Linked DNA regions of Mus musculus: region 1 is linked to region 2. The links are chromatin loops, found by intact Hi-C in ENCODE. Cell type or tissue: left cerebral cortex. All regions are shown on one strand. Links, peaks and the distances in the headings refer to the core of each region. The heading gives the core; the rest is flanking DNA. Region 1 holds the start of Lhx5 (LIM homeobox protein 5). Region 2 holds the start of Tbx5 (T-box 5).

Evidence for each region. Hi-C counts contacts between places; a loop is a spot of excess contacts. Peaks named below come from ENCODE experiments on the same cell type or tissue, not always from the same donor. Only the 100,000 strongest peaks of a DNase experiment are listed, where the experiment ranks them.
Region 1: a loop joins it to region 2, with 8 times the contacts of the local background. A loop is called at or near these places in 9 of 42 quality-filtered maps.

Annotation. Positions count from the first base shown.
Region 1 is chr5:120,427,501-120,443,033 of GRCm38, forward strand. It overlaps Lhx5 (LIM homeobox protein 5), which reads left to right and starts at 4,386. Exons shown (of 5, transcript NM_008499.5): 1 at 4,386-4,953; 2 at 6,991-7,214; 3 at 7,851-8,128; 4 at 8,808-8,973; 5 at 12,458-13,957. The coding sequence starts at 4,781. The coding sequence ends at 12,825. It overlaps Gm27199 (predicted gene 27199), which reads right to left and starts at 4,267. Exons shown (of 2, transcript NR_166585.1): 1 at 4,187-4,267. Gm31976 (a long non-coding RNA gene) reads right to left here and starts at 4,180. Exons shown (of 2, transcript XR_878743.1): 1 at 3,580-4,180. In left cerebral cortex, for the core only: no CTCF peak of the experiment used is centred there; no DNase peak of the experiment used is centred there.
Region 2 is chr5:119,829,434-119,844,966 of GRCm38, forward strand. Tbx5 (T-box 5) reads left to right here and starts at 5,230. Exons shown (of 9, transcript NM_011537.3): 1 at 5,230-5,844; 2 at 7,443-7,627; 3 at 9,263-9,357; 4 at 11,334-11,453; 5 at 12,320-12,467; 6 at 15,532-15,533. The coding sequence starts at 7,481. It overlaps Gm5563 (predicted gene 5563), which reads right to left and starts at 2,553. Exons shown (of 3, transcript NR_169213.1): 1 at 2,306-2,553. In left cerebral cortex, for the core only: no CTCF peak of the experiment used is centred there; DNase peaks (open chromatin) are centred at 5,990, 6,404, 8,695, 8,977 and 2 more places.

The DNA of each region.
Region 1 (15,533 bases), core at 5,076-10,075, 600 kb after region 2:
CCTTGACCCACACAGAACAGCACCGGAGTGCACCCGGCTGGGCTTGGAAACCCAAGGTTTGTCGTTCCTATGGCAGAGACTAGAGACAGGGTCATCCTGAAGTACCAGGCGGGCGCTTCACTCCGGCCTGGTCTCCACGCCCGCTCCTACCCCGGGCCTATGCCTCTGGGCGGCGGGCCGTGCGCGACGGGATGCTGAGTGTCTGTGCGCGGGGCCGCCTATATTTACACCCAAAACAAAATAATTACACTCTTGTCGGAGGGAGAAAGCCAGTGATTAGGCGCAGGCTCTTTGCGGCAAAGCAGTTTCTCAGTGGTACACCAGTATAATTTTTCACGGCTGGCTGAAATCAAAGAGGGGAAGTAATGAATCCGGAGAGCAATTTAAATTTACAATTTGTAACGCCGCCGCCGCTGCCGCGCAGACCCGGCCGAGAGCGCAGCTCCCAGGCGCTCGCTGCGTTTGTTTAATGTTAAAGCTTCGCTGGCTCTTGGTGGGGGAGTTGGGGGGGGGGATGAGGATACGTGATGGGGGGGGGGGTAAATGATCAAGGTCGGGAGAAGACCGGCTGCTGCGACACCTGAGATGCTTCCGGGAGAAAAGGGCAGGGGCAAAGCTCCTGGATTTCCCCTTCCCCTTCCCCACCCCCGCCCCCGCCCCGCGCGCGCGCTGTTGGAGCCTCCAGTCTGCCCCTTCTCAAAAAAAAAAAAAAATCAGGCCATTCTGATGGATCCGAGACTTAAGAAGACTTAGAAGGACTCAGGCAATCGGAGATGGGCCCCTTTCTTGTTAGTTGAAGAATCTCAGAGGCACGGGGAGAGGAGTATAGGTGCGACGAGGAAAAGGTTCTTCTCGGCCTGCGCAAGAGGCACCTCCTTCCTCCACTGCTGTCCAGTGTCCCCAGCTGGAGACCGCGAGAAAGACACCCCCCCAAGCCCAGACTCTCCGGGCCTGGAAGCTCCCACTCCAGTCGGGAGGTGTGCGTCTCTTCGCCAGTAATTAATTACCGAACTCAAGGGGGAATATGCAAGCAACATTTTACTAACTCTACAGGGCTTAAGTGATTGGAAACAGATTATTATCTTGTTTGTCTTTTGTCTGTTTCATTTATCCCCGCACCGTCTGTCGAGCTGTAATGTTGATACTCTTTACTCTAGAAGGGAGATTTTTTTTATATAGTAAATTCCATCAACATCCTGTATAAGTGACATTGAGTCTTGGCGCATCACCCTGTTAAGACAGAAGCGTTTATTAGTTACATATAGGAGGGAATTTCACTGCCGGGTGGCCATCTGTCAGTGCTGTTGGGGCGGGATAATATATAAAATAGCTGGTCTGCTATTTTTCCGAAAGCTATAGTGATGTGGAGGAAGCTGTGGTGGCTGCCAGGCTGGCTTGTGTTTGTGTGTGTGTGTGTGGGGGGGGTGTCTGTAAATGGGGCTGGACCACATGAATGGGTGAAACACCCAGGTGACTCTGAAGGGCTGTGTGTAGGCCAATCCTTTGAGCCCTTGTGGGCCTTCTGTAAGCCCAACCAACCCTCAAATGCTACAACCATCCGGCTCAGCCCCAGGTGGCCCACCCACAGCCAGACTTGGGGGACTCCCAGGGTAGTTGCTCTCCACGACAGTTCTCTCCCTGGTTTGGCATTCAGTTGCTGGGGCGTGGACTACACGTTGACATTCCAGGAGAAGTCAGCTGATGGGTTTGTCCAAGAGTAAAGACTCAGCCGGGGCTGGATGGGCAGAACTCTGGCTATTCATTGTGGTGACTTGAGGGAGTGTGTGGCCACAAATGGATAGAGGAGGGATGCGGAGGAGGAGGAGGAGGAGGAGGAGGAGGAGGAGGAGGAGGAGGAGGAGGAGGAAGAGGAGGAGGAGGAAGAGGAGGAGGAGGAAGAGGAGAAGGAGGAGGAGGAGGAAGAAGAGGAAGAGGAGGAGGAGGGGGGTTGAGGGACTGTAGTGTCAGGGTGTGAGTTTTTCTCCACACATCTCAACAGCAATGCATAATGGGAAGAGGCCTTTGAAGTGTTTTGATGGATGCCAGACTCCAAATAGGGCAAAAAGGCAGAGGGAGAAAGAAACCATGGGAGAGAGGGAAATAGAGAAAGAAGGAGAGGAAGGTTTGGGGCCAGGGGAACAGGAAAAGAGGTGCAAGCCACTGAGTTAAAGAGGGAAGCACTCCAGGAGAATCAAGAAGATGGGGTTGGGTGGGGGGCTCCAAGAAACAAAGGCAGAGGGGCAGTGGGTTCGCCTCAGCTGGCAGCCTACATGACTCCTGTCTTCTCTGGGCCCTTCCTCATCTCTCTGCTCTCTGGGAGCATCTAGGCCCCCAGGCAAACAGGCTGGGCACTGCCACAGAGCTTCTTTTAGAGGCTTCAAGAATCTCTCTCCACAGGCCTAGGAGGCCCCGGGTGTGATCCAGTCTGCTTGGTCCTGGTTGCTACACTACACTACACTACACTACACTACACTACACTACACTGCAGGTACTCAGTCTCCTTGACAAAAGAGCGACCAGGTGATGTACCCACATACAGAGGCTACCCAAGTTGCGGGGAACCGTCTCCCAAAAGGCTCCGCTGATGAGACTCTTCAAGTCTTTCCCCCTAATCCATGAGGAGAATCCCTGCTACTGATACACAAACATTTCCCCCACTTCTACAAGAGTTGTGTAAATAAAAATTTACTGTCCAAACACCACACACACATCTACAAAATTCAGTGCCAGGGATCACACAGCCCAGTTCTGTCACACATAGGATCTCTAGTAGGAATATTCATATCTACACACACACACACACACTCACACTCAGACATTAAAATACACCTGCAGCATGTCAGAATAAACACATGCTTGTGAGTGACTTTACAAACAAGCATTTCCTCACACACCCAGTCGACCCATGTAAGCAGACACATAGAGACACAGACCAACAAGAAAGAAAGAAAGAAAGAAAGAAAGAAAGAAAGAAAGGAAGGAAGGAAGAAAGAAAGAAAGAAAGAAAGAAAGAAAGAAAGAAAGAAAGAAAGGTAATGCACATGTTAACAGGAAATTATAAACGAGAAATTTTACATGCCAAAAAAAGAAAGAAAAAAGAAAAAGAAACAAAAATAAAAAAAAATCCCTCCACGTCCCAGGGTTTGATCGCGAACACACTATAAATAGAGAGTTTTCAAGCAGTGGATATTTGCTAACAAACTCAGTAAATACGCCCAAACAAACACCCACAGCCAAGTCTTGGCACAATTCCTCTATGGCTCCAACCCTTAGGCCCCAGCCCCGCACCATCAGCGTTCTTCCCAGCAGCAAGGAAATATCCCAAAACACTCTCCCAGCCCTACCTCGTCCAAAGCAAGCGGTGGCCTGGTTGGCCTCGCAGAAACAAGGCCTGATCCCTTTTCTCCCCTCCAGGCCCACGCGCCCCTCCTCAGAGTACACCTGCTGGTACCCACACACCTGCGAAGCTGCCTTTGGCTCTAGGAGAGGGCCAGACTTAGAGCATCTCGGGGGGCCCGGGAGTGCCTATGACGCCCGGCTGTGGCCAGCTTCCCTCGCTCTATCGAGCGACCCACTCACCACGGTTCCCGCCAGCCTGACCTGGAATATGGACGATGTGGCCAAGACAGATGTAGTGAGCTTCAGCCTCCTCTCAACCTGCCGGAACACCCATCCGAGGTAGACCACCCCTTTCGCCACACCTCCCCCAGTGCCGAGTGAGCTAGGCACTTAGAAACGACCTTCGGGATTCCCAAGACCAGGCGAGGTGACATCCCTGAGTCAACCTGGATAGGGGTGGGGGAGGGAGGCACAGAAGTACCCAAGCTTCCCGCCCTCAGTCTCTTGGTGAGAAAAGCCCTGCTGGGCCCTAGCCCCGTGAGTGACAAAAGAAGCCACCGTAGGGAGAAGTGCCGGGTCTCCCAGCTCCTACGCTCAGAGCCCGAGCGAGCCGCAGTCTAAAGCAAGAGGGAGCTGGGCGGGTTCGGAAGCAGGGGGACCACAGCGCACTCCCTGCCTGGGCAACTTCTACAGGTTGCGAGGGTGGCGAACCTGGTGGGAGGTTTCTCCCTGGCTAGGCCTTGGAACCCTGCCCCCCAAAATTATTTGTGATGGGAGAGAAAAAGAACCCTGGTTTTCGCATCGCGCCCCCACCCCTCCAGACCCAAACTAGAAGGTAAATACTTACTTAGCTTGGGAACAGGTACTAGCAAATACTCGGCAATACTGATGTCTTGTTTTTTTTGCTCTGCCCTGACCGCAACGCTGTAGCCAATTTAGATATGCTATAAATTTAAGAGGTTGCTATGGCCACGGCGCGCCCATTGGCCGCCCGGCCCCCTACGTGCCGCACCACGTCACCAAATCTGAATAAGGATGCGCGAATTAGGCGGCGGCCAGACAAAGATGAGGATCGGGACCGCTTGAAAGTGGGGGAAAGTGCCGGCGCCTCCGCCAACCGGGAAAGCCGCTCGCCAGTGCCGAAGCCAGCAGCCGCCGAGGACACCTGCTCGAAGCTGGAGCGAGCGCCCGGTCGCGACCCGTGACATGAGGCTGTGACCGCTGCCGCCCTCCACGCCACTCTGGGCAGTGCAGCGCCAGGCCGGAGAGCGTCGGAGGACTTGACCCCGAGAAGTCTTGGTTGATCCGTAACGGACTCGCCCCTACAGACTCGCCTACAGACTAGGAAGGCTGAGAGCCACAGCAGCGGGGACCGAGAGGGCCTAAGGGCCCAGGGGCCCCAAGGAGGACGAGGCGGCCCGAGCCGCCGGGGCGCGCGGCTATGATGGTGCACTGTGCTGGCTGTGAGCGGCCCATCCTCGACCGCTTTCTGCTGAACGTACTAGACCGCGCGTGGCATATCAAATGTGTTCAATGCTGCGAGTGCAAAACCAACCTCTCGGAGAAGTGCTTCTCACGGGAAGGCAAGCTATACTGTAAAAACGACTTTTTCAGGTAAGAGGCCCCGCCGCGCCCTGCTGCCTACCACTGGCTGGCCCGAGCTCTACTCTGGCTCCTTGGGAATTAAGGGACCAAGAGACCCACCCCAGCTTGGGAGGTGGGGGTGGGCAGATAGGCAGTCTGCCCTCCTCAAGCCCTGTCCTCTGCTTGTGGGATGCTGAGGTTGAGTCGAGGGAAAGGAGGAGGCTGTTTGGCTGCTTCACCTTGGGTCTGCCAGGCAGCAGCAGAGATCGGTCAGATGGCAGAGGCCCGGAAGCTCGGCAACTTGCTCTGGGCCCCTTCCCCCGACACCTGAGTCCCCAGGACAGAAGCCTCAAGACTCCCCTGTCCAGATCCCAAAGATGTGTCGGGAGTTCAGAGCAGCTAGGAGCTTCTTGTTCCACACAGTAAATCCTAAACCCAGAGGGTAATCTGAGGACAAACAGGAACTTCTCACTTCCAAAGGACCCTAGCTAAGAAGGGATCTCCTGGAGATGGGCGATGAGAACCTTCCCCTGGCCCCCCACCACCCTCACCCGATTAATTTTCTTCCTAGTTGGAGAGGCACTGAAGAAGTAGAAGGTGAAAATCAGCCGATCTGTTCTGAGATCTCCCTTCCCAAGTCCATACAGCCCCTCAAGGCAGGCCAGGACCCAGTGTCTCTGTGGGCCTCAGTTTCCCAAAATGAGAAATGCTATGGGGCAGCCTAGAAACGCGTGGGTTTTTTTTTTTTTTTTTTTTTTTTTTTTTTTTTTTTTTTTTTTTTTTTTTTGGTAGCTGCGCTTTCTGCCCGTTTCCACCCGGCACCCAGACTGGCTTTGTGAGTCTGAATTCCAGGCACTGAGGGGGCGTGATTAGCTCGGCAAAGGAGAAAGGCTGCCGCCTGCCCCAGTGGCCGGGCACTTGGGAATTTGAATAGGAGAAAATGTCAGCCTCGCCTTTACACGTGTAAACTCCCTAGCCCCAGAGGCCCTGGTGCCCCTAATGTGGCATGCTTGCAAAGCACCTAATGATTTTTGATAAGGTGTATATAGCCAATTATGCTGCCGGATAAGGCCAAAAGTGACTTATGGTTTCTAATGCTCTCACTACATCAATGTCACCCAAATTCACTCTGTTTAGAGACATGGGTGTGAGTGGATGAAGGGGCCCCTCAGGGTTCTGAGCCCTCTTCTTCCTCTCCACACAACCTGTACCCCTTCCTTTAGGTTCTGCACCACCCATTATGTGCATACACGGGGGTACTTTCTTCCAGAGCCCAGGAAAGAAAAAGGATTTGTTCAGAGGCAAGGGAAAGAGGGCTTTGGAGTGATCCCAGGTCTTGGCTGGGCAGGACTTAAGATCAGCTTCTGCTCCCATTCTTCTGCTGTCTGCTGGGGCCAGAGATGGGGGAGGAGGATGTGTGTGTGTGTGTGTGTGTGTGTGTGTGTGTGTGTGTGTGTGTGCAGAAACTGACTTCCTGTTTCCAGAATGTACTCTTCTGAGGGCCTTCTGTCCCCAGCTCCTGAAAGCTGGGAGTCTAGCAGGTCTCCTGGATAGAAAGAGAAAAGTCCTGGCCTTTTTGCTCAGGTCTTCCACCCTGATGCTAAAGACAGGCAGGCAGACAGACAGACAGATAGACAGACAGACAGACATGGTGGTCCTATCTGACACACACAACACCCTAATCCAGGAAGCAAAACTAAAAATACTGAAAATCTACTCCACAGGCTTAAAATCCTTTGTAGGCTCCTGAAACAACCAAGACAGATTTGGTGGGGACCTGAGGGCAGGGGAGGCATCTTGGGACCCCCTAAACCCTTGTCTTCACTCCAGGCCAAACTCTCAGCTCTTCTAGAACAGCCCCATATAGCCTGAATCAACACATTAAAAGCAGGGCCACCTCCCCCTCAAACCAGCCCTGACTCGGGAGACTAGAATTAGGGCTCCGTTGGACAAATACGGGTGTCTGGGACGCCAGAGGGGGTTGGAAGAGGTCAGCACTGAAGAGGACCTGGACACTAGTACCAACTTCCCACCTCACACTGACAGTCGCCTTATATCCATCCACAGGCGCTTTGGCACAAAGTGCGCCGGCTGCGCGCAAGGTATCTCTCCGAGCGACCTGGTACGGAAGGCCCGGAGCAAAGTCTTCCACCTCAACTGCTTCACCTGTATGGTGTGCAATAAGCAGCTATCCACCGGAGAGGAGCTCTACGTGATCGACGAGAACAAGTTTGTGTGCAAGGACGACTACTTAAGCTCCTCTAGCCTCAAGGAAGGAAGTCTCAACTCGGGTACGCAGCCCTCTGCTCTTCCTCCAGTTTCCCTCTATACCGCGCCAAAACCCAGCTGACACTCTCAACCTCCACCCCGTGCCTGCCCTGGGCTGGGGGCTGGTCTGGTCTAATCTCAGCTCAGCATTCATTTGTTAGGGGGCTTCAGGGATGGGGAGACAGAAGCCAGTTCTACAGGGGAAACCCGAGCCAGGCTCGTCTTCGGGAGCCCCCACCAACCCAATTTAGAACAGCAAAAATCTCCCTTCAGTATCATTTGATGTCCTGGCAAATTCTAGAAGGACGGGGTGGGGGGGGCGCGTGGGGGCACTCATAGCTATTTAGAGGAAAGAGAGATGGGGCGTGGGGGATGAGAGGGGACAGTCTGTTCCCTTCTTTGCTTTGCACTCCCAAAGAAAAGGTTCTTCAGAGGGTGTGCCCCATTCCCCCCGGGAGCTGCGGACTTGAGAAGGTCCTTTCAAACCAAACCCGGGCTGGAGAGAGTGGGCGGGCGCCGAGTCCGGGGGGAGGGGTGCTCCTGATTTGAGAGAGAACCCAGCGACCAAGGCAGAGAGCCTGGTCTTCAGGGACCGTTTCTGAATTGGAGACAGATAGCGCTGACACAGCTGTCCTGTCCCCAATCCATCCACCCCGCAGTGTCGTCCTGTACGGACCGCAGTTTGTCCCCGGACCTCCAGGATCCGTTACAGGACGACCCCAAAGAGACCGACAATTCGACCTCATCGGACAAGGAAACCGCTAACAACGAGAATGAGGAACAGAACTCCGGCACCAAACGGCGCGGCCCGCGCACCACCATCAAGGCCAAGCAGCTGGAGACGCTCAAGGCAGCCTTCGCAGCCACGCCCAAGCCCACGCGCCACATTCGCGAACAGCTGGCACAGGAGACGGGCCTCAACATGAGGGTCATTCAGGTACGACCGATGGGCCAGCCCTCCAGACCAGCAGGCGTACCTCCCGTCGGGCAGCGTAGTCTGTGAACGGCCGGGGATGGGGGGGAACGGTTGCGTAGAGACAGTCGTGCACCCGAGGTTGGGGGCCATCTGGGCACCCTTTGGAGGCGGGGAATTTTTAACCAAAAGATTTTTATCCAGTTCCTGTGTCCTAGCGATGTGATTTTTGAACACTGTTACCAGACCTCTGTGAATTCCGTTCACCTCCTCACCCCACCCTGACAAGCTTAAGCCTCTCAGGCCTCCGGGACCCCTTCCACTCCAAGCACAGAAAAGGGGAGATGTCCTTGCGCCTTGGCGCTGGCAAAGCGACAATCGGCTGGAGCTTGGCTCTGCAGCCGCGGGCGAGGTCCTGGCAGGGCAGGAGGCCTTTATAAAGCCGTCTGGCCGCGGGCAAGCCGAGGACCAGGAAGCCGGGGTCTTTATGAGTCACCCCACGGGTCCACGAAATCCTTCACCCTTGGCTGGTTCGCTGAAGCTTCTCTCCGCCCCTCCTGGACTAATCCGGCCCAGCCCTCGCTTGGGGGGGAGTTGTGGTGTGCCCGAGGCGCTAGGACCCAGCAGGGCCAGTCCCAGCGGGAGAAGAGGGGGGGGGGGGTCATTCCTGACCCTGGTCTCACTGCCCCTTCCTTCGCCCTAGGTGTGGTTTCAGAACCGAAGGTCCAAAGAACGCCGCATGAAACAGCTGAGCGCTCTGGGCGCGCGGAGACACGCCTTCTTCCGGAGTCCGCGGCGCATGCGTCCCCTGGGCGGCCGCTTGGACGAGTCTGAGATGTTGGGGTCTACCCCATACACTTATTACGGAGGTAAGGGCCACGTAGGGACGCTTTGCTACTTGCCCGGGCGCACAGCTCTTCCAGGCTTCCTCGAGTATTTGGGCCACGATAGGGCAGCCCTGATTTTTCTCCACCCACGCAGGATATACACAAAACCATTCCTCGACAGACTCATTAGCACAGGCTACTCACCCACAGGTACGCACACCCACACAGGGCCCGTGGACTCGCGTCTCTCTCTCTCTCTCTCTCTCTCTCTCTCTCTCTCTCTCTCTCTCTCTCTCTCTCACACACACACACACACACACACACACACACACACACACACACACACACTTGCAATGAGACCTAAGTGAACCAGCTTGAGGTAGGATTGCAGACAACCACACACCGGTACTTTCCACTCCCCTCAGAAGGAGAGGCACACTTCCCGGGTCGTATGGGAGGGAGCAGGGCCAGCAAACGCCGGGCACCTCTGTCTCTCTCCACCGCCTCATTGCCTAATTTCCACTGTTCACGGCCCGTGGCATTGGTGAACCTGAAGAAGACTGGAACCCCACCGGCTTGAAGTGGGGGAAGGGGGGGAGAAGGGAGCCGGCATGCTCGCAGCTTGCTTCAAAGACAGCAATTCTGCTCTGTGACAGACGCCCTGGGTACCAAATGGATTGGTCTAGAAGTGGGTGGGGAGAGGCTAATTCTCCGGACTCATCTTTGAGTCTGGGAAGATTGACAGGCAGGTTTGCACGGAGGAAGTTGTTAATAGACTCAACCCTGCTTCCTTGGTCCCTTTCTTCTCTTGTTCCCTGGGACTTGTGCCCCATCCCGGTACCCCATCTTCCTTAGTTCCTCGCTGTGGCCAGCTCCCTGAGGAAGGAGGGAACTGCCCGGCTACCCTCCCGGTCTCAGAGCCCTCTGTGGGGATTTGCATTTCTCTGGACCGCCGAGCTTTGCAATCTGTGGATCCATCGGGAGTGTCTATAGCCAACATCCCTGAGCCCTTGGCTTGCTTGGGGGCTCCAAACCCAGTTTCAGAGGCAAAAAAAAAAAAAAAAAAAAAAAAAAAAAAAAAAAAAAAAAGCAATTCTCTTTAAAAGGTGGATTCAGAAACAATGCTGAAGTAGAGTGGCGGTGAAGCCAGGCAAAGCCGGGTAGAGAGAGTAAGAGAACCCCAAGCCGGACGTCCATGTGCGGAAGTCTGGAAAGTTCATCTGTAGACCAGTCCAAGGTCCCTGAAAATCACTGGCAAAACGTGAAGCGGTGATTTTTAATGTGGTGGCGCGCCGGGGGATGGGGGGTGCGGACTGGGGAGCCGGAACTGTGGGGCGATGGGCGTGACCTAGGGTGTCTAATCTTTCCACCTAGCTTATCTTCTCCACCCCAAAAAAAAAAAAAAATTGACCCGAAGCCCGGAGATAGTGGGGGCGGTACCAGCCTAGAAACAACCCCCCCCAGCCCCAACCTGAGTAGTTAATCAAGGTTTCAGGGAGACCAGCCCACCCTGCATTGATCTAATCCTGCCGACCTTACCCTCTCTGCAGACCTGAGGGTTAGGGTGGGGGACAGAACACCAGAACCCTCTTTTTCTCTGAAAAGGGGATGGGGGCGCTGCCCCCCAACCCCCAGCCCGGCAGCCCCGCCTAATCCGCACTGGGAGATCCCGGTGGCGGCGGCCGTCAGCGGGCGAGAAAGGGGCCGGGTGGCGGGGCCCGCGGCTCCCCGTGGGAGCTCGGACAAAGCCCCAGCTGCGGCTTTTGTGCCCTTTTCAGACAGCGTTTGTTCCAATTACCTCCGGCCCGGCCGCCATATGGGCGGAGGCGGCGCGCACGGCTCTAGAGCCACGGCCTTCCCTGCTTAGCGCGCTTCCTTTCCGTTCCTTTGAGGGCCCCCAAATTCGTCTCTCTCTCAACCTTCCTCGCTTTCGGTCAGAATGGAATTTGAGTTTTTTCAAAAAGTAACTGGCGGCCGTTTTAGCTGTTACCTTAACTACCTCCACTCCAGGAAGGTCTCCAGACAACCCTCCTCCCACCCACCCCCACCCCCGATTTGGATATGTTTCAGGGTTTCCGAAAAAGAAAAAAGAGGGGCGGGGTGACAATGACATCCAGAACCCGCCGGTGAACTCGGACCCCAGGGCTGAGCAAAGGGTGCGGGTTTTCAGAAGAGACCCTGACCTCTAGGTCGCCGGTTTTCCCTGCTCTACAAAGCGAGTTGTCTCTTTCAACAGGCTGTTAGGCGCTCCTTTTGGTGGGGTCCTGCACCCTAATCTTGGAGGGGCCCCGATTTGGAGGTGGAAGAAACTGTGATCAATGGGGAGGCCAGAGGGTGCTCACAAAAGCAATTTCTTGTGATGGTTTGAACGCCTGACCTATGAATCCTGCATCCCTGAATTTGTGGGAAGGATGTGCATTTATTTGTGTCAACTCTCTTCCAAAGATCTCTGTCCCCAAATACTTCAAGAATATCCTGGGTGTCCTAGCAAGGCTCATGAGGCTCTAGACGCCCCCCCCCACACACACACACACAAACACACACAAACACACACACACACACACACACACACACACACACACACGAAACCCGCAAGTGGCCCTGACCTCGGGCCCCTCAGTGACAGACACTGAGCTTGGCTTTCTCAATTCTAGGCAAGACTAGCAAAAATGCCAGAGAAGACACTGACGCTGTCCCTGGCTCTGCGCCCTTTGCGCCCTGGGCCAAAGCGCCGCTTCATGCGCTCTGGCCGCTGCCGGGTCCTGCTTCTTTGGCTGGGGCCCCAACCCCGTTCTGAACCACTTTGGTGCTTTGAGCTGGCAGCAGCCATTCGGTCCCCAGGCTCCTTTCTTAAAGCCACCCAGCCTAAGGCAATTCCTGTTCCTCTCAGTCTACTGTCTCTCTATCTCTGTGCCCATCTGTCTTTTTACCCACATAGTCTTTCTTTCACCTTGCACCCTTACCGCGGCTTGTTTGTTTGTTTGTTCCTGTACTTGCGCTTACGCCTCTGCGTGTACTTAGCTGTTCAGAGTAGGGTGACACGTCTGGGACTAGTTTCTATCACCTCCCCACCAACCCGGTTCATCTCTCCATCTCTCCCTTGACTTTACGCCTCTGGCCTCTAGGGCTATTTCCTCCTCTCTGTGTGTTTGGGAGCCAGCGATTTCTCGCCTCCCTCGCCTGTGTCCCTCATTGCTCAGCGTCCTGGTAGTATCTATGTCTCTCTCAGTCCCTCGGTCTCTCCGTTTATTTCTCTCTGTTACTTCCCAGCCTTACCCATGGTCCTCCTCGGTCCTCTTCCCAACCTCAAGGCTTTCTCCCTGAGTCTCTCAGAGCCACCCAATGTCTCGGTCTAACCTAGAATCAGTGGCATGTTCTCACACACCCTCAGCATATATGTACTGACAGCCCTATCTGGGCGCCCTGGCCTTCGCATCCTCGAGTCGCCTTCGCGTGGTCCCCTAGGTCCCTATCGGCCCTGGCAGTCTGTCCTCACACGGTCTCTTATCCCTTTTCCCTCCCGCAGACTACCAAAGTGACTACTACGCTCCGGGAGGCAATTACGATTTCTTCGCGCACGGTCCGCCGTCACAGGCGCAGTCCCCTGCCGACTCCAGCTTCCTGGCAGCATCGGGACCTGGCTCGACGCCGCTGGGCGCGCTGGAACCGCCGCTGGCCGGGCCTCACGGCGCGGACAACCCCAGATTCACCGACATGATCTCGCATCCGGACACGCCGAGCCCCGAGCCGGGCCTGCCCGGTGCGCTGCACCCCATGCCGGGAGAGGTGTTCAGCGGCGGGCCCAGCCCGCCCTTCCCCATGAGCGGCACCAGCGGCTACAGTGGACCCCTGTCGCACCCCAACCCTGAGCTCAACGAAGCGGCCGTATGGTAAGGCCGAGGGGCTGAGTTGTCCCCCTGCCACCAAGCCCGGGACGGGACGCCGCCTGGGTAAGCCTCAAGAGTCCTCTCGTGGGTTCGCACCCAACCAGGCCACTCGCATCACCACCCCTCAGAGCTTTGGCACGCGCCTGCGCAATTTCTCGGGACCAAAGTCAATATTCTGAAGGGTCGAGATTCCAAGCACATCTTAGAAGCCCTCCGGATCCCCCACCCATCATCACCTCCTTGAACTAAGAGAGGGGGATGAGGCCAAGGAGCGGAGACCATGGCACTACCCCTCCCTGCGAGCCGAGGCATTGTGAAATCCTATTTCTCACTTTCTCTTTTAAAAAAAGAAAGAAAGAAGGAAGGAAGGAAGGAAGGAAAGAAAGAAAGAGAGGTTGAAAGGGGGAGAGAAAGAGAGAGAGAGAGAGAGAGAGAGAGAGAGAGAGAGAGAGAGAGAGAGAGAGAGAGAGAGAGAGAGAGAGAGAGAGAGAGAGCGCGAGCGAGCTGAGGAAAGCTCAGCCAGAGAAGAAAAATGAGGAGGACCGCCGGTGAATGGTGGCTTTGCAGGAAGACAAATCCACCTGCGAGTTGGCGCCCCCTGGTGGCTCAATGTCAGCTTGTCTAGGAAGGTGCGCGGTCTGGGCCTGGCCTTCCTGAGCCCAACTCCCTGCTCCTCCATACTTTGAGTCTGAGGGGCCTGGCAGGATTCGAACCCTCCCACCCTGCTCTGACCCTGAGCCGGGCGCCAAGTCATTGAGCATTTGCCCACGGATCACTCTCCCTGCCCGGGACCTGGAGGCTGGGCCATCAGGACGAACAGTATTATACTTTTTTGGAAGTCGGACGCTTCTAGTTTCCTTATTTTGTATAAAGAAGAAACAAATAAAGTATGTTTTTGTGTCTACTGTTTATTTATTGTACTCTAGTTATCTGGGGCTGGACATTTTTATATTTTTAAGAGGAGGGTGGGGCAGAGTTGGGGAGGGGAGCCAGAAAGAGGTTTACAAAAAAAAACAACAACAACAAAATAAAACACACACAAAAAAATACAAAAACAAACAAACAAAAAAAAAAACAAAAAAAAATCAACTTTTTTTTAACAAAAAAGAAAGATTAATAAAAAAATTCTTTTTTCCCTCAACTCTGTGTGGTCTTTTTTTCATCCAGTATCTTGAGAGTCAGGGTAGGTGTCCCCAAAATTACAACTTGACAGTTACAAAGACCCCTCCCCCACCCACTAGGGCAGTAATTCTCAAACTATGAGTCGAGACCCCCAGGAGAAAAAAAAAAGACAACAAACCTTTCACAGGGCTCACCTGAGACTATCAGAAAACACAGATAGTTACATTATAATTACATAATTACAGTTATGAAGTAGCACCAGAAATAATTTTATGGTCAGGGATCACCACAATGTGAGGAAGTGTATTAAAAAGTCACAGCCTTAGGAAGGTTAAGGACAACTAAGCTAGTGGCTTTAGCTTTAGTTTTGTTCCTTTTTTTATTTCATTTTTTTTTTTACTCTGTGTGTGTGTGTGTGTGTGTGTGTGTGTGTGTGTGTGTGTGTGTGTGTGTGTGTATGTGTGTGCAGAGACCAGAGGACAACATTTGGGACCCTTCCTCCAGATGGATCCCGGGGATGGGACTCACATGCATCAGACTTTGTAGCAAACGCCTCTACCAACTGATCCCTCTTGCTAGTCCCATTTGGGGACTTTCTGTAGTGGACAATTGTCTCTGGTGCTTTGATCCAGATCACAAGCCAGCCAGGTGCATAGTAGGTCTTCAGGATGACTGAGAAATGAACAGGTGCTTGTTTCTGTCTCCTTCAATTATGTCAAAAAGAAGTGTAGTCTAGCATTCCGGATGTACACCTATAAATCCCAGCACTTGGGAAGCTGAGGTAAGAGGATAGCAGGTTCTAGGCCAGTCTGAGCTACATAGTGAGACCTTGTCTCATAGAGGGGGTGGGGACTGGGAGAGATTCTAATTTCTTCTTTTTTTAATTTTATTTATTTATTTATTTTTATTTCATGTGCATTGGTGTTTTGCCTGCATGTATGTCTGAATGTGAGGGTGTCAAATCTTGGAGCTATGGACAGTTGTGAGCCGCCATGTGGTTGCTGGGATTTGAACTCAGGACCTCTGAAAGAGCAGTCAGTGCTCTTAACCGCTGAGCCATCTCTCCAGCGTGGGATTCTGAGTTCATCCCTATTTATATTGCATGTGATTTCCAGATGGCTGCAAACAAAAGCAGAAAATGCTATGGTCATGTGCCCAGCAAGGTACAGTCATCTTTAAGGCTGCTGGGGAGGACGGGTTCTGGAGAGTGAGCCTGTGGTTCTTCAAGCCTTGTGGAGTGTGCACTGCCTTTAGACAGACAGAAATGGCTATGACTTTTGTTGATGTTGTTGTTGTTGTTGTTGCTGCTGCTGCTGCTGTTGCTGTTGCTGTTGCCGTTGCTTTGTGTTTTGGGACAGAGTCTTGCTATATAACCCCAGGCTAGCCTCGAACTTGAGGCAATGCCTCCTTAGCACAGAGATTACAGGTGTGCCCCACTGTGACTGCTGTGGGGGGGGGGGTTAGGGATCGAACCCATGACTTCATGTATTCTGGGTGAGTGAGTACTCTAATCACTCGGGTTGAATATGATTTAGGAGACCTGAGACCACACCTAAAAACAAAGCCTCTCTCTTCTCTGCCCCAGTTTCCTAT
Region 2 (15,533 bases), core at 5,842-10,841:
TAAAAGTCTGATGTGATCTTGGTAATTTCCTAAACCTGGAGCGACCACACTGCCCTGGTATACAGAAGTAACCATTCCCAATTTCTCCTTTGTTTCCCCGGCCCAAGGTGAGGTTTCATCTCTCCTCCCTACCCTACCCCACCCCTGCATCTATGCATGGCCCTTTATGAAACGGCTTGGATTCTCTCTGGTGTGATGCCTCTCTTCTTCAGGGCAGGCTGGCTGGAAAGGGCCCCCGGAGGCCTCCAGCATTGGATAGAGGTGCAGTTTCATCTCTGGTTTTGAATCTGGCCCTTTGAGCAAGCCCAGCACACACGTGTGGATTTAATTTTCCTTTCTTTCTTGCTTTCTTTCTCCCCCCCCAAAGGGAACAAGAAAAATAGTCTTTCGTGTCGACAGCGCGACACCATTCCTTCTGCCAAAGAAAATTTGTCTTTTCCAGAGCCCCAGAGAATAGTGCACTCCCAGGTTTCCTTAGCACCCTTCTGTCAGGGTATGGGGGGATCCAGATAGGTCCCTTTACGTTCAAGGGGGACCCCAGCCCTAGAGTTATTAGCCTAGGTCTCTGCCAATAAGGTCACCACATACACACATTTTGAGGCCACTGATGGTGTAGAAGCAACATCTACATCCACAGAACTTTCATCGACTTTGGGATTGCAGATAGGATTCAAATTCCCCTGGTTCAGTGCAGACCCTGCAGCCCGAGGAGGCTCCATGCCATTTCACTTCAGACCCTCACCCTTTGGGACTGATGACCACCGAAATTGGGGGGGGGGGCGGGATTTGGACAGCATGTCCTTTACCACCGAGTTCTACAGTCACCTAACTGCTACTTTGAGGGAGTGAGGACTCCTCGAACAGCTTGTTGTCTACAGAAACATATCCATGTCTTATCTCCTTGATTTGAAATACAAAACAACCTGTCCACCCACTCGGTCAAGAGCAATAATCATAACCAGAGGGATATTAGAAGGGTATATTGAATATTGAATAATTGCGAACCTAGTCAACACTTTCCCTGAAGGCCCAAAGCTGAGAGGCTGGAAGCTGAATAAAACATTGGAAAGAACCTTCCTGAAATCCTGGAAAAAAAAACCCACATAATAAAGTCAGATTTCACTGGGCAAGAGGGAAAGTGACCTCCTGAGGAAAAAAAAAACCAAGAAAACAAAAAAACCTTCCCACCCTCCCAAGGAGTCTTCCTTCTGCAATCTAAGTTGGCCAAAGTTTAGTTTTCTCGTCATTTCTATTGTCATTAGAATTCTTATTAGTTTTCCCAGGCCTGTGTGCTCTCCTCTCTACTTTCTGACCCCAGAGGAGACCCAAAGGAGGCAGGGACAGGGCCATTGGGGAGGGATACTGAACTAAGTCTGTGTTCCCGCGTGTTCTCTTTGCTTTACTCTAAAATTAAAGGGGGAAATGTAAGGAATAGCAATAATACGAATACTAATAATAGCAATAGTAATAATACAAATAACAGCAATGGCTCATTACGTTTTGTTTTGTTTTAATAGAATTCCGGGTCTTCCTATCTTTCGAGGTATTTAAGATCAAGGCGGAAATTTTGCAAAAGGGGGCAAGGAAGTATGAGAAAAACCAGCGGGGAGCAGGGTTAGGAAAGCGCAACTCTTGGAAAGAAGGAAGGTGCCAGGCGTGTATGTTGCTGCCCTCTCCCGCACAGAGGATGAGGGTGAAGCGGACAAGGAGACGCTGAGGCTGCAGTCTCTTCCCGTGGTGGTTGCTTTCTCCAGAGCACGGGGCCAGTCTCTGAAGCTGGGCTTGGCCCAGGTAGTTGCACCCGAAATTGCGGAGCAATGGGGGAAAGTGAAAGGAACTCGGCCCACTCGCGGGGCACCCTCGGTCTGGGTTTCCTGCCCCCACCTCGGTTCTCCTGGTCACCCTACTCGAATACGGGGACAAGGATTCTGGATTGCATTCTTGGGTGAAAACGTGAATTTGGGGCTCGTTCGCCTGGGAAACGAAAGCAAAGCTGGAGCACCAGGCCGGGCAGCCTGGACTCTTGGGGAAGAGAACAGGGATGCACGCTGGTGTCCTGCATCTGTGCTGCAGGCTGCTGCCCCGCTGTCCCTTGGGGCCTGACCTTGGCTCTACCGCTGCAGGGCCGCCCGTGTCACTGCCGCTCCAATCCTCGGTGGACTGCGACCAGAACCGGGTCATGCTTCTGGGAATCCTAAAGTTTCAGGGATCGCAAAACCCCAGGACAAGTTCAGATGGAATGTCTGGCTCTCCTGGGGCCCGCAACGCGGGGGTTGGGGTGGGGGCGGCGGGAGGAGAAACTTACCCTCGGGAAGGCCTGACGCTCGCTTGCTCCGTGTAGGGCAGGCCTAGCTTATTGCCCGGAGCCGCTGGGGTGGGAGAAAGTCTGTGCGGTTTCGTAACTCAAAACCCAATGGGTTTCCAAATGCGCGTAGAAGCTTACGCAGACCCACCCGACCTCTCAGAAATTATGCCCATTGATCCAACTAGAAATAATTGCCGATTTCCACAAAACAAAATAGAGCGCCTCGCCCCTCTGCAGGATCCGGCGCTGAAAAAAAAATTCCCTCTGCACAGTGCACCCGTCTCTACCCCTTCTCCCACCCCGCCCCACCACACACTCGCACCCCGCCCCCGTCTGGCCACTCTGGGACCCATTGCATCCCCGGATCTCACTGAAGGAGCGGCAGACCGAATGGCCTTTCTCTCTACAAGGAACCTTGGCAGACATCTAAGATATCTAATATCCACTAAGATAGCAACCAGTACTTATTTCAGCACTGGGCATGAGATATGGCACCCCAAATGTAACCAGCTAAAAGGGCCTCCTCGACAGAAAAATAAAACTGTGTAAGTAAGAAGCCTTTACCTTTTGCAACGAACCTTAGGAAACCTTGGTTTCCTTACAAATGGGAGCTAAAGTGGTCTCGGTCCTCACTTCTCTTGATCTCTCTAAGAGAATCGATTTTGCTTCTATTTGTGTCTCCTGTTCACACTCTCTACTCCAGGGGGCTCTGGGTTTATTTATTTCTTTATTTCCCCCAAGGTCCAGGCATGCTGGAGTTGTGTCTTCCAGTAGACCTTGATAAACGAAGATGGGGAGAGAACCCAGCCTCCCGCCACTGCCCGCCACTGCCCCCCAGTCCAGCGTGACAAGGCGCGGGCTGGTTGCGTGACTTGTGACGTCTCCACGCCCAATAGGACCAGCGGCTGGTGAGATAGTCGCTATCGCCTGGTTGCCTCTTTATTTTATTGGGGTATGCCTGGCAATAAACAGTAATATTTAATTTGTCGGAGACCACAAACCAACGGCGAGCTGGGAGGTACTTGCTTTTCTTGACAGACCCTGGAAGAAGTCTTCGTTTTAAAGGGGGGGTGTCTTTGCGGGGGGGGGGGAGGTGATGTCTTTTCAAAACTCATTGTGAGCTACCTCGCCTCAGTGAGCAAACCCTTTTGGCTTTTTGGCTGAAGAAAGAGTGAGGTTATTGGAGGTGAGTCTTGTTGGGGGAAAACTAAAGGGAGGGACAGATATCTATCTTCAGGGCGGCCTTAATTTTCCCCAGAGCCTCTGCTTCCCACCCTACCTAAGCCTGGCTGAACCCCTTCCTGACTGGATTTTTATCTTCTATCACCTGGAAGACTGGATCTCGTGTGCCAGTTTGTAAGCAAAATACAGAAAACAACATTGAGTGGTGGCTGGCTTCGTGCACCATCTAAGCCCAAGGAAGGAAGTGTTTCTGGCTGGGTTGTTGCTTGGGGAAGGCCAGCTTTTCCCTCTCGGGAAGGGCCTGCTGATTATTTATGGGGATTAATTTTATCCTCAAATCTCTGTGAATGTAAAAGGGATTGGCGAGGTCTGTCTGGATTTCCCCTATGCTTCAACCAGAGATGCAGGCTCTCAACCGGCTTTCAGCTTTCAGTCCTGCACCCAAGGTTGAGGTTGCCTCTCTGTTCAACCCCAAAGGCTTTCTAGCTGACTTTTTAGAAGCGCGTGACGAAGGTGTTTGCACAAATAAATAGCTGGCCTTGGCCAGGGTCTGTGTGAAAACAGACCTGGAAACTAGAGAGTGGGGTTGCCCCTAGCTGCCCCCACGCTTACAACTGCAAAGTCCACTGAAGTTTTTGCAAGGGCAGCCTGCAAATTTTGCAGCCACAGAGGCTACAATGTTGCCGGAGTCCTATGGGCTCTCTCTCTCTCTCTCTCTCTCTCTCTCTCTCTCTCTCTCTCTCTCTCTCTCTCTCTCTCCAGTCCTTGGCTCTAAGGATGTAGTTTCTAATTAGAGTCCCAGAAAAGACTCCCTGTACTTAGAGAATACAAGGAAGCTGAAGAGGGAAACAGAATGTGATTTGGGGCATTTGTTTCAAGCAACATTCTGTGCTTGTCCCGGCCTGGTTCTGCTTACAGCAAGAGCTACTTCCAGTGCCTCTGCTGTGGGCTGCTTTTATTCACCCTCTGAACTGCAGACTTCAGAGAGGCTAAGGGCAGGCCAAGGAGTGCTGGCAGCTGAAACCCCCAGCCAGCCCTCAGTGACTGATTATTTTAATAAAACTGGGCACTGCTCTGTGTACACTCCAGTGTGTGTCTTGAGGAGGGGGCACACACAACAATTTCTTGGCATCTTTGATCTTGGTTCCCCCATCCTAAGGCACCTTCTCCCCCAAGTCCTAGAGAGCTTGGAGTGGGGTAGGGTGGGGGACAATGAGTCTGAAGTGGAGGAGAGATGTCAAGGCAGCTAGTCCTGGCTCTGCAAGGGGCCAGGCAGGGTCACACCACTCTCTGTCTGAGGTCAGCATTGGAGACAGAAATCGGGTGAGGCTGCAGAGGCCCATGGGTGTGTGCACACGCCTAATGCATCCAGTCTTGGTTCTCTGCAGGGCTGGGCCATTGAAATTGCTGGGCTCCCAGAGTTCTGCCTTGATTACTGTAGCTTGCCTGCCTGCCTTCCTTCTTTCCTTCCTTCCTTCCTTCCTTCCTTCCTTCCTTCCTTCCTCTTCCTTCTCTTTTTTTCTTTCCTCCCTGCAACCACTGGCTCAGAGCAGTCAACAGAGATGGAAGGAGGGTAAAGAGGATGGGAAGTGGAAAGGGAGTGGGGGTGGGGAATCAGCAGGTCCTATAGTGGTTCAAGAGTTTGGGGTATATCTAGTGAGAAAGTGGGAAAGGTGGTGGGAGGAGGGAGGGAGGGGAGGAGAGGACACACACACACACACACACACACACACACACACACACACACACACACACAGAGAGAGAGAGAGAGAGAGAGAGAGAGAGAGAGAGAAGAGGGAGCCAGTTAGAGAAGCATTTTCTATACTTTGTGAGCACCCCAGCTGAGTTAGTTTGTCAGAGAGAGAGAGAGAGAGAGAGAGAGAGAGAGAGAGAGAGAGAGAGAGAAAGTCATACTTCAAATTCTGGAACTTTAACCCCTGAAAGCATCTCTCTGAAAACAGCTGGCTGATTCCCAAGTCTCTCTCAAGTCTCCCAGTTTTTCTTCTCTGGGGGTGCAAGAGCAGAGCAGGACACTGAGATCGTAGGGTTTAGGGATGCTCCCAGATCTGCTATTTAGTCTTCTGTTCCTCTAAGCCGTTCTGGAGCCCGACAACTTAAAAGTATTTGGGGCTAGCGAACAGCCAGCGAGCAGTGGAGGAGGTGTGTGCTGGAGGTGGGCAGTCGCTGGGAGGCTCTAGTGGTGGGTACTTCTTTGTAGCAACAGTAGCAGCTAGCTTGGGCAAGCAATCCCCAGCACAAACTCCAGAGACACCATGCCTGCACCCCCACCTGGCCTCCGGCTTTCCTGCTAAGAGGAAGAGGGGCGGTGGCGAATGCATCCCCCTGTACAGAGCGAGGTAACCGTACTACCATATGGCCGGGGAGGCTTGGGCGGGAGCAGGCAGCCACAGTCGGCTGGGGAAACAGAGAATGGCGGACTCCAGCCCTGTCTTGCATTCTGCAGAGTCTGGCTTGCAGAGATTTTACCCGAGCCTTTCAAGGCAAGAGGGAGCCGCCGGGAGGCTGCCGCGACTCGGGGAGCAGCGTTGAGGCTTGCAAGGCACACGGCCTGGTTCTGTCAAACCACATCTTGCTCGTCTCCGCCGGCCTCTAAGCTTCCCTGGATCCTGGCAAGGGTTCCGGAGGGTTTCTCCCTATGGCTGGCCGCGAATGGGAGAGCGTATGTGGGGCTCCAGCCCTGTTTTTCTTTGTTATGAGAAGATCATGGGGGATCCCATGGCAGTTTTCCCCAAGCTCCTAAGGCCAGAGGAAGAAAGAATTGGGCCTCAGAAACGATCTGTGGCGGTTTAGGTCTCAGGCCGCTTCAAACCAGGCTGGTATGCAGGCTTCTTTGCCTAAGAAGCTGCTAAAACTGTGGGAAGCCATCTCTTACTTGAGGTCTGCTGGTGTTTTGAGGTAGAGGCAGTGGTAGAAATCCTCCCTTGAGGAAGGGGGTTGAACTAAGAATTTCAACTGCTTGCTTCATCTTCTTCTGTTGAACACTCGGGGCTGCCCTACCAATGTACCTCCTTCCCTAGCAGTCCACTGAATGTCTGCAGCCCAGAATTTATCTGGGACTGATTTTAGGCTGTCCGACTGGGAGCCAGGCTGGCAGTTTGAGTTAGCCAGCCCCGTTGAAGCTCAAAGACATTCCCTTTAGCTTGATTACTCCACGAAAACGCCTGCACCACCGCCCCCACCCCCCACTCTCCCGCAGCCAGCCGATCTGAAAAAGATCCGTGAGGGTACAGCCCCGCCACCGGCAGTGGAGAGTCAGCCACCGAGTTGTAGGCCCCTCTCTGATTTGGATCTACCTCCAGCTCTCCCTGGCTACTTTATTTATTTATTTATTTATTTATTTATTTATTTATTTATTTATTTTCCATTGGTATTGCTTAGGCTTGGGGAGAGGCTGTTTCATTTTAATGCCTGTAACAGATGATGAGAGGGTTATTATCCTCTATCCTCCGGGTATATCTCTTTCTCCCCTGTTTTTTATTTTTGCAAGACGCGGGTTATTCTGGGCCTTTTGTCTATTGTAGAAAAATAACGTCTCTTAGGAGGTTTCATTTTTTAAAAATTGCTGGCATGGTCTCTTGGATTTGACAAAGACCATTTCTCAAAGGGGCACAAGGTTTTTGTTTTCTGTTTTGTTTTGGGTTTCTACCCGATGGCTTCCAAAAATACCGACGCCTTATCTTTATTGGCTCTTCCAGGAGTTCAGACAAATTTGACGGACAGCTCTCTTATCACCCAGAGCCTGTGCAGGGGAGATGTGGGGGGCCTTGCCGCCTCCTCCCTGTCTGAAGCGGGTCTTTCGCAAGCGGTGGTGCGTGGTCGGAAAGTATAACAATAAAAAAAGACTTTCTGAAGCCTCCTTCAGCTTGGAGTGAAGGGTCAAACAGCTTGTCCCCTATGTCGCTAGACACTCTCCAACTCCCTCTCTTGTCCTCAGAATAGAACCTCGCGCGGGCACAGGAACCCCTGCGCACCATGGCCGATACAGATGAGGGCTTTGGCCTGGCGCGCACGCCTCTGGAGCCTGATTCCAAAGACAGGTCTTGCGATTCGAAACCTGAGAGTGCTCTGGGGGCTCCCAGCAAGTCTCCATCATCCCCGCAGGCTGCCTTCACCCAGCAGGTAAGAAAAGCCGGCCCAGCGGCAGGCGTAGACCGAGGACTGAGCCCAGCTCTCTGCTAACGGTGCAGGGGGGTGGGCAGGGCCAGCTATTCCCTCTATTTCCTGGCTAGTCTCACCAAATCTCCCCCAATTCCACTCTATCCCAATCCACTTTATCGAGGCGTTTATCTTTATGGCCTGCGTATTTTAGAAACCTATTTACATTATTGGAGAGCTCTCAATTATCCGACTATTTGGGGTCAGCTAACAACGGGCCAGATAATTCTCTCCCAGCTGCCCTGGGTATGCCTTATTAAGGGTCGGGTCAGCGGCCGCTTCAGGCCGGCATGAGCGATGACTTGACCCTCCTTAGATCTTTCTTAGCCTTCGCCTCGGCTCGCCTGCTCTGCGCAACCCGCCTCGCCCCTCATACAGTACCATTTATCTTGCTCCGGGGCCTGGAGGAGCTCCCTGACCCGCCGAGGAGAGCACACAGGGGCTGGAACCAAGGCACCCAGAGCCCGGCTGACTGGAAGTTGGTCCGGAGTGGAGGGAGAGGTCTTGTGGTCTGTTATTTGAGTGGCCATCGTTTTTTGGGGGCGCTAAGTAGGTTTAAAACTAGGTGTCACTGGGAAGGCTTGACCAGAGAGATGAGTTTGATCTAGAAATCTTGTCCAATTGATGTGTGTATAGCTTTTAATAAAAGCAAAGAGGCTTAAGAATAGTTTGGGGAAATTTACATAACATTTTGAAAAGGGAAAACAAGTTCACTTTTTAGTCGGTGGTTGATAATTGTTTCACAATGAAGAGTAGTGTCTGACTGTTTTGGTATTGGTTTTTAGAAATAACTTCCAGTGGAAAGAGAAAATGTTAAAAGGCTTAATTGGTTGCCCCAAGTCAAAGAAAGGCTGGGCGGTGGTGCTAGATAAGGCAAGAGTCTGGAAAGATTGTTAATATAGACACTGAGGGGGAAAACTACTTTTTTTGGTCCTTGAGAAGAAAAACGATTTTAAAATTGAAAATTTCTACATAGTGGCTCACATGTGTTGGAATCTTAGCACTTAGGAGGGTGAGGCAGGAGGGTTGCCAAGAGTTTGAGACCACTTTTATGCGCTGCATAGTGAATTCCAGGCCTGTCTGGGCTGCAGAGCAAGACTTTGTCTCCAATATTAATAACAACAATAATATTGAAAATTTTTGTATGTTCATATTTAGACCCAGTGATGACGGACAGCGATGTATTTGCATAGCTGTGTGTTTTGCATCTGGGTGACAATACAAAAATATCCTAGTGGGGTTTTCTAGATGGATCCCCTCCCAATCATGTTTCAGCTAAAAATGGATCCAAATTAGATGGCCTGGTCCTCTAGGGGGGAGCTCTGTGGAGGGGAATAATTCCCAGGCCTCAATCTGGTGGAAGAGACAGCAGGTACTAAGGACTGAGATGCTGCTGGACGCAAGCTCCAACTCACCTAGGGAGCTGTAGGCAGATGCCATGGGTCGCCCTAGACTTTCCATCACTCCCCAGAAGTCAGAGCGCTCTTTCTTTAACCGCACAGACTTTGGTAGGTACTTGGCCTCTGCATATAGGGGGGAGTTTGAGAAAGGATTCCCCGCTAAGACCCATCACTGAAAATTTTCTCTTTGTCTATCAAGGGCATGGAAGGAATCAAGGTGTTTCTTCATGAACGTGAACTGTGGCTGAAGTTCCACGAAGTGGGCACAGAGATGATCATCACCAAGGCAGGGAGGTGAGCCAGCTCCTGCCACAGAAGGAGGACAGTCATTGGAGGGAATTTAAAACAAAACAAAACAAAACAAAAAACACGGAAGAGGCTTGGGAGAAAAAAATTAGAATAGAGCCAATATTCAATCAGGGTTCATTCTGGCTAAAGAGTCCTCCGCAGGATGGAGACCTAACCCCCCAATGCTTACCTCCGGGTAGGATGTTCGTTCCCGATTTTATAGGAGGATTAAAGAGAAAAAGGTGGAGGCGGGGAGAAAAGGTGAAGAACGGGGAGACTGTAGAAGGACTTTGAGTCCTTAGACTTGGACTTGCTCCCTGGCCTCCACCCCTATTCCCACCTTCTCTGACCTTGGAATAGTTCCAGGGTCCCCACCCGATGATTGCCAAACCCGGGATTGTTGAATGTATTCGCTACCTCGTTCATTGTTTATAGAGAGCCGGTAAAGTCTTTGAAAGCTAGTGGCGGGGGTGGGGTGGGGTAGCTCTTCAGCGCTCTGTACACAGACACGAATAAACACAGCCGATCAGCTATTGCGCTGGGCCCAAACTGCTCTTCAAGGCCGGCAGGAGTTTCAGCTAGAGAGGCTAGGCTAGGTCTGGGGTTGGAGGGTGACAGAAGAGTTCAAATTCTGTGTCTTCGGTGTGCATTTGTGTGTGCCGGCCTGGGGAACGACCTCATTTCCCCAGCGGCCTGAGCTACATGTGTCCCCACAATATAAGAGGCCACCAGTCTGCCCAGTGCAGGGGTGCGGAAGAGACAGAGGCCAGGGCAGTAGGCCCAAGCTGCCGGGTGCGTAAAGGGTGGAGTTGATTTTTCCAGATTCCGCGGGTTCTCCAGCCCAAGCCGCCCTCAATAAACTGACAACGGTGACGTTTATTATTTCTTGAAATTAAACAATGTCGGCTCCCCCGCTCAGCCTGAGGCCCTTAGTGAACCAGAAGGCGGTGGGTCTGTTTATATCAGACATCTGAGGTTCCCTTTCCCATCCTGCCCAGGAGGGAAAGTCCCAGCCGGCTGCCTTGTCGTCCTCGCTGGAGCCGAGAGGATTTAACTATAAAAGGCCTGCACTGTCTCTGGTGCCTCTTGCTGGGGCAGATAAACACGAGGAGGTCCGGGCTCCGGCCAGCGATGGAGAGGCCTTCTCTCACCTCTTCCCACGCTGCACCAACCTAAGTCCAATGACTTATCCTGGTGCGCAAATCCAGCCGGATCCCTTGCTTCCTGCAGCGCAGTCCTCACCAGACGTTAAGGAAAAAATATTCTAGTGGGGCCGAGGTATGGGGGAGCCGAGTTCTGTACTAGTTGTGTGCCTTCAGCTTTCTAGTTCCGGCTTCGGCTCGCTCTAAAAACCGATCTGTGGAAGGGGTTGGAATTTCTTTCCTGAGTGCCTTGGAGTTTAAGCTCCCCAGGGAAACCTGCCAAGCGCGTGGAGAAGTTGCAGACCATTTATGAGTGACCGCACGTTGGCCATACGGGGCTGGTCACTAACCCAGAGAACTTGGGAACCGCGTTCTGGTAGCCACGGTTAACTTGCGCCTCTGAGGGCAGAGGACTAAAGTTAGTATTCAAGGTGATGTGTCCCTAGGGTGCCACCTTGGATGGCAAACCTCGAGCTTGAGTGAACAAGTGGCTAGCTTCGTATTGAATGAACCTCCCCCTCCCCCTGATACTAGATTATCCAGCTGAAATGGAGTCTCTCTAAACTTGAAAATCTAGAGGCAACAATCCCTGGGCTACACTTTCTTCTGAGGTTCCTGCAGTTGCTGTGGCTGCCTCCCTTCTCTCTGCGCCTTCTTCTCCTCCCGGTAACTTCAGGGGAAACCCGGCCTGGATCTCACGGAGGATGGAGTGGGGCCAGTGGTTTTCAGTGGAAAATGGCTGAAGATCAGGGACCCTCTCTTCTGAGTATCTGCACGAATCTCGCCCCTTCTTTCTCTCTGCCTGTTCCTCCATTCATCTCCCTCTTTCTTTTTCCTCAGGAGAATGTTTCCTAGTTACAAAGTGAAGGTGACTGGCCTTAATCCCAAAACGAAGTATATTCTTCTCATGGATATTGTTCCCGCAGACGACCACAGATATAAATTTGCTGATAACAAATGGTAGGTTCCAGGGTTCCAAAGGGCAGGGAGGGCTGGGAGGAAACTGTGTTGCCTAGCTCACACACAGCAACCGGAACAGAAAATCTACAATAATAATAATAATAATAATAATAATAATAATAATAATAATAATAATTTCCAACTAAATCTCAAGGCTTTTGTGCCTATCTTGTTGTATAATAAAAGGACCACAGCCATTAGCTCCCATTTCATAGACCTAAAAACTGAGGCTGTGGGAAGTAAGAGGACCCCGTGTACTTCAATACTCACATGGGCTGTACTTTTTTTTTTAATTCTTTTTTTTTAAAGGGTATTTTTTTTTAAACCAAGTACTGGATATATTTCTGGGGGGCATAGAATCATTTACAGTTATTTTTTTATGAGTTACCTGCTTTGAACATGACTTTTTATATGAAACTGCAAAACTGGCCAGTGGCTTTACTGGTAAAAAAAAAAAAAAAAAAAAACGGCAGAGGAGACTCATGCCTGGGCTCCATTGCTCCTCAGGCAGTGGGCAGTGCACAGCTCAGAGGCTGCTGGCTCCTTTTAAAAAGCATTTGCGTTTTGCAAATTTGAGAGTTTTGCACGTGCATATTTTCAGATACCACCGATAATTTGCGGGCAGCCGAGACTTTGAGGCCCCACACTCTCTGGCACTAGGCTGGGGGGTGGGGGAGCAGGCAGGCATGAAAGGCGGGAAGAAGAAAGGGCCAGGCCAGGGGTTTTCTTGGACATAGTGTGGGCTGTAAATGTCTGAAGGAGACGGAATGTACCCAGAACTTTGCCTTCGGAAGCAGCTCTCTTCTGACCAGCTACCTCCAGGCAGGCCGTGGAAAACCCCCGCAACTCTTTTCTCCTTCATGTAGGTCCGTAACTGGCAAAGCAGAGCCTGCCATGCCGGGGCGCCTTTACGTGCACCCGGACTCCCCAGCAACCGGAGCCCACTGGATGCGACAACTTGTCTCCTTCCAGAAGCTCAAACTCACCAACAACCACCTGGACCCGTTTGGACACGTAAGTACCCTGTCTCCCATTAATGTGTGACACACGCTCCCCCTTACTTCTCCCCAGGTCTCTATCTTCGGCCCCCTTTTCTGCGGCTCCACAGCCCTGGAGCTCTCTCCGGCAGCCAATTACTTAGCCCCAAGCTGTTCCCCAGCTAATTGGGACCCACCCTCAAGGCTGAAGTTGTCAGCTCTTTCATCACTCTAAACGGGACTTTATCCCATCTCATCTTTTTGCCTCCGCTCCTCTCTCTGTCGCTCCGCACCTGACCTTCTTGTCCCCGCTCCTAAACATTTCTTTGCTCTCTACAGTTCTCAGACTGAGAGGACACTCTCTCCGCTGCCTGTCCTGTGTTCTATCCCAGCTTCTCCATCTGTTAAAGCTTCTCTTTGTCACTGATCTTTCCTGGTCTCATGCCTCCTCTTTTACCGGTGGCAAGTGACTTCTGGCTCCGTTGCCCCCTTGAAGCTCAGTGCTTTTAGACTTTACCCAACTCTGCAGTCTCTTTTCTCCTTTCCGTGCACAGAGAGGACAAACCTAGACCAGGATCCTGAAAGCTAGCATCACTTTGGATCTATGAGAGGGGTCCAGGGAGTCCCCCAAACTGTGTGAGGGTACAGTGAGTGTGTGCATCCCCTCTCCCAGGTGATGTGTGTAGCCATTTCAATCTGGCCTCATTCTCCTTTCCCCCAAAGAACAAGAAAACACAGGCTTTTTGGAGAAATAGCCCCAAATCTCCTGGTTACTTTGGGCTTTTGAATTCTCCATTCAAAACCCTTTGTTAGATGACCATGCTCATCCTTGGACATCTGATACTCAAGGATGCTCTTGCAAAGGGGAGTCGGGGGATGGGAGAGAGGTTAGAAGATATGCCCAAGTTCATACCTTTTGCTTGGGGATAGGGATCTTACCAGCAGGGCTCATAGTCTCCAATTTAGGGAGATGAGGGTCTAGGTAGGTTGGACTTGGGAATAAGTTCAAATGAGAACTCTGCTCTTTCTAGGTGATAGTGACAGAGGCCAGGCCAACTGGGACCTAGGGAGGGAAGAGGGTCTCAGAATGGTCCACTGAGGGGTTCTACATGTGGGAAGGGGAGAAGGCTGGATTGTTGGTAGAAAGTTTTATCTATCCTGATTACTTCTTATGGATCATTGAATTCAGTGGTCCCAGTGCGGAAATGTCCTGGGGTTCTTCTGCTCCAGGGTTAGAAGGCTTGGGGCATTCCTCTGGTTACTGATCAGAAAGTAGGTTCAAGGTCCTGGGGGTGGGGGACTCCCTGCCTGCTTCCTTCCTTGGGCTCCCTCCTCAGGGATCCTTAGTAGGGGTCTCCATGGAATCTCCAGCTGGCAACTGAGTTTGTCTCACAGTCTCCTTTCAGCTTCAAGTTGCACCTCTATGTTTTGGACAGTACTTTTTGGGGTCATTCTGGGGTAGACTTCCAGGAAAGGTCCTTGGCCCTATCAACAGATACGAGCCACTTAGCTGTCCCCCCCCCTCCCCGAGTTTCCTCTCAGCAACTCATGGACAAAGAGTGAGGTACTCTACACCGACTTTGAATCTAGAGTCACCCTGATGGAATTAGGGGCCATTAGATCACCCTCATTCTGAAGTCTCCACACTGTCCCCAGCTGTCAAAGCAATTTGGTTAAGCCGAGAGGACGAGAGGACGGCTGTGCTGGCCCAGGGGCTGTGGCAGTCAAGCTGGGGGCCCCAGTGCGTCTCTCTGTCGCCATACCACTGGTCAGCCAGCGTCATTATAAGCCCGGGAGGTGGAGAGGGTGTGTGTGTGTGTGTGTGTGTGTGTGTGTGTGTGTGTGTGTATGATTAGAGCTGGACATCCCCAAGCAGGAACTAAGAGGTCATATCTTACATCTTGGAGGCTTTGCTTCAGGATTGATTGAGCCAGGAATTCTGAAAACCAGGGTCAGCAATGCAAACAATCGCGGAAGCTGAATCCTGCTGCAGTTAGGGCTCCGGATCCTGTAGGAAGAGCAGGACTGGGGAATGGGTAAAGAGTTTGCATTAAAGAGTTTTGGGTGACTTTTAACAGCCAGCCCAACATCAAAATATGGGCATCATCTGGACAACAAACCCAGTTTTATTGCTGTGAATGCATATGCAGGAGTCCCGCCTCTTTGCTTGCTCCCCTCCTCCCTCTCCTCAGTCCAATAACAATAATAATAATAATAATAATAATAATAATAATAATAATAATAATAATGTTGTAGCAACAACCAACAGCAACTGGAGTAAGCCCTACTCAGAGTAGCTCAAATAGGGAGAAGAACAAAACCACTTTTCCAGTAGATATAGAGATCCGTCCCTAAGTCCCAAATATTGATACTCAAAGAAAGAAAACCTGTAGGTCAGCCTGTCCCTGCCACAGAGGGGCTCTCCCCTCACTCCACGGACTTAGGAAGACAGACCAGACTCTCCTATACCACTTTAACCCCCTTCCCCCCCCCCCTTACGACTCCATTTTCGTGTTTCAAAACAAAGGACGCAGGTTTGAGTTCTATTAAGAGCCACCAATCCTCAAAAAACTAAAACTGCTATGCTCAGTTGGCAGGGTCAGCTCTTGGCCTTCCTCAGAAGGTGTTTGAGGAAGGGATGTGCTGTGACTATTTGTACATATGCACATAGGTTCTTCCTGTCCCTCACTGCCACACACTGCTGGTCAGTTCTCCCAGCCCCCCGCTGGTTCCTGCCTCTAGACTTGCCAGGCTCCCGTTGGGGGCGGGAAGTGCCCTTATACACAGAGTTAATTTATTAAGCAAACTTTATTAAGAATTCTGATTTACTGCCCTGTGTGCTTTGGGTAGGTTCCTGGAATATTACCTTGACTTTCTAATGTGGAAATTGTCATTTTTGAAATGTTTCTTTTAGATGAAATCACTGGCCCTTTTTCAAAACAGAAGAGGGAAAAAAAGACTATTTTTTTTCTTTCCGAGAGCCCATATAATAAAGCTAATTGGCAGTGTAGATGGGGGAGGAGCAAGGATCTAGCTGGAAACAAAGGGAGTTTTGATTATTTTTTTTCTTCTGACAATCTCATTTTCTCTGTTATTTTTAGAT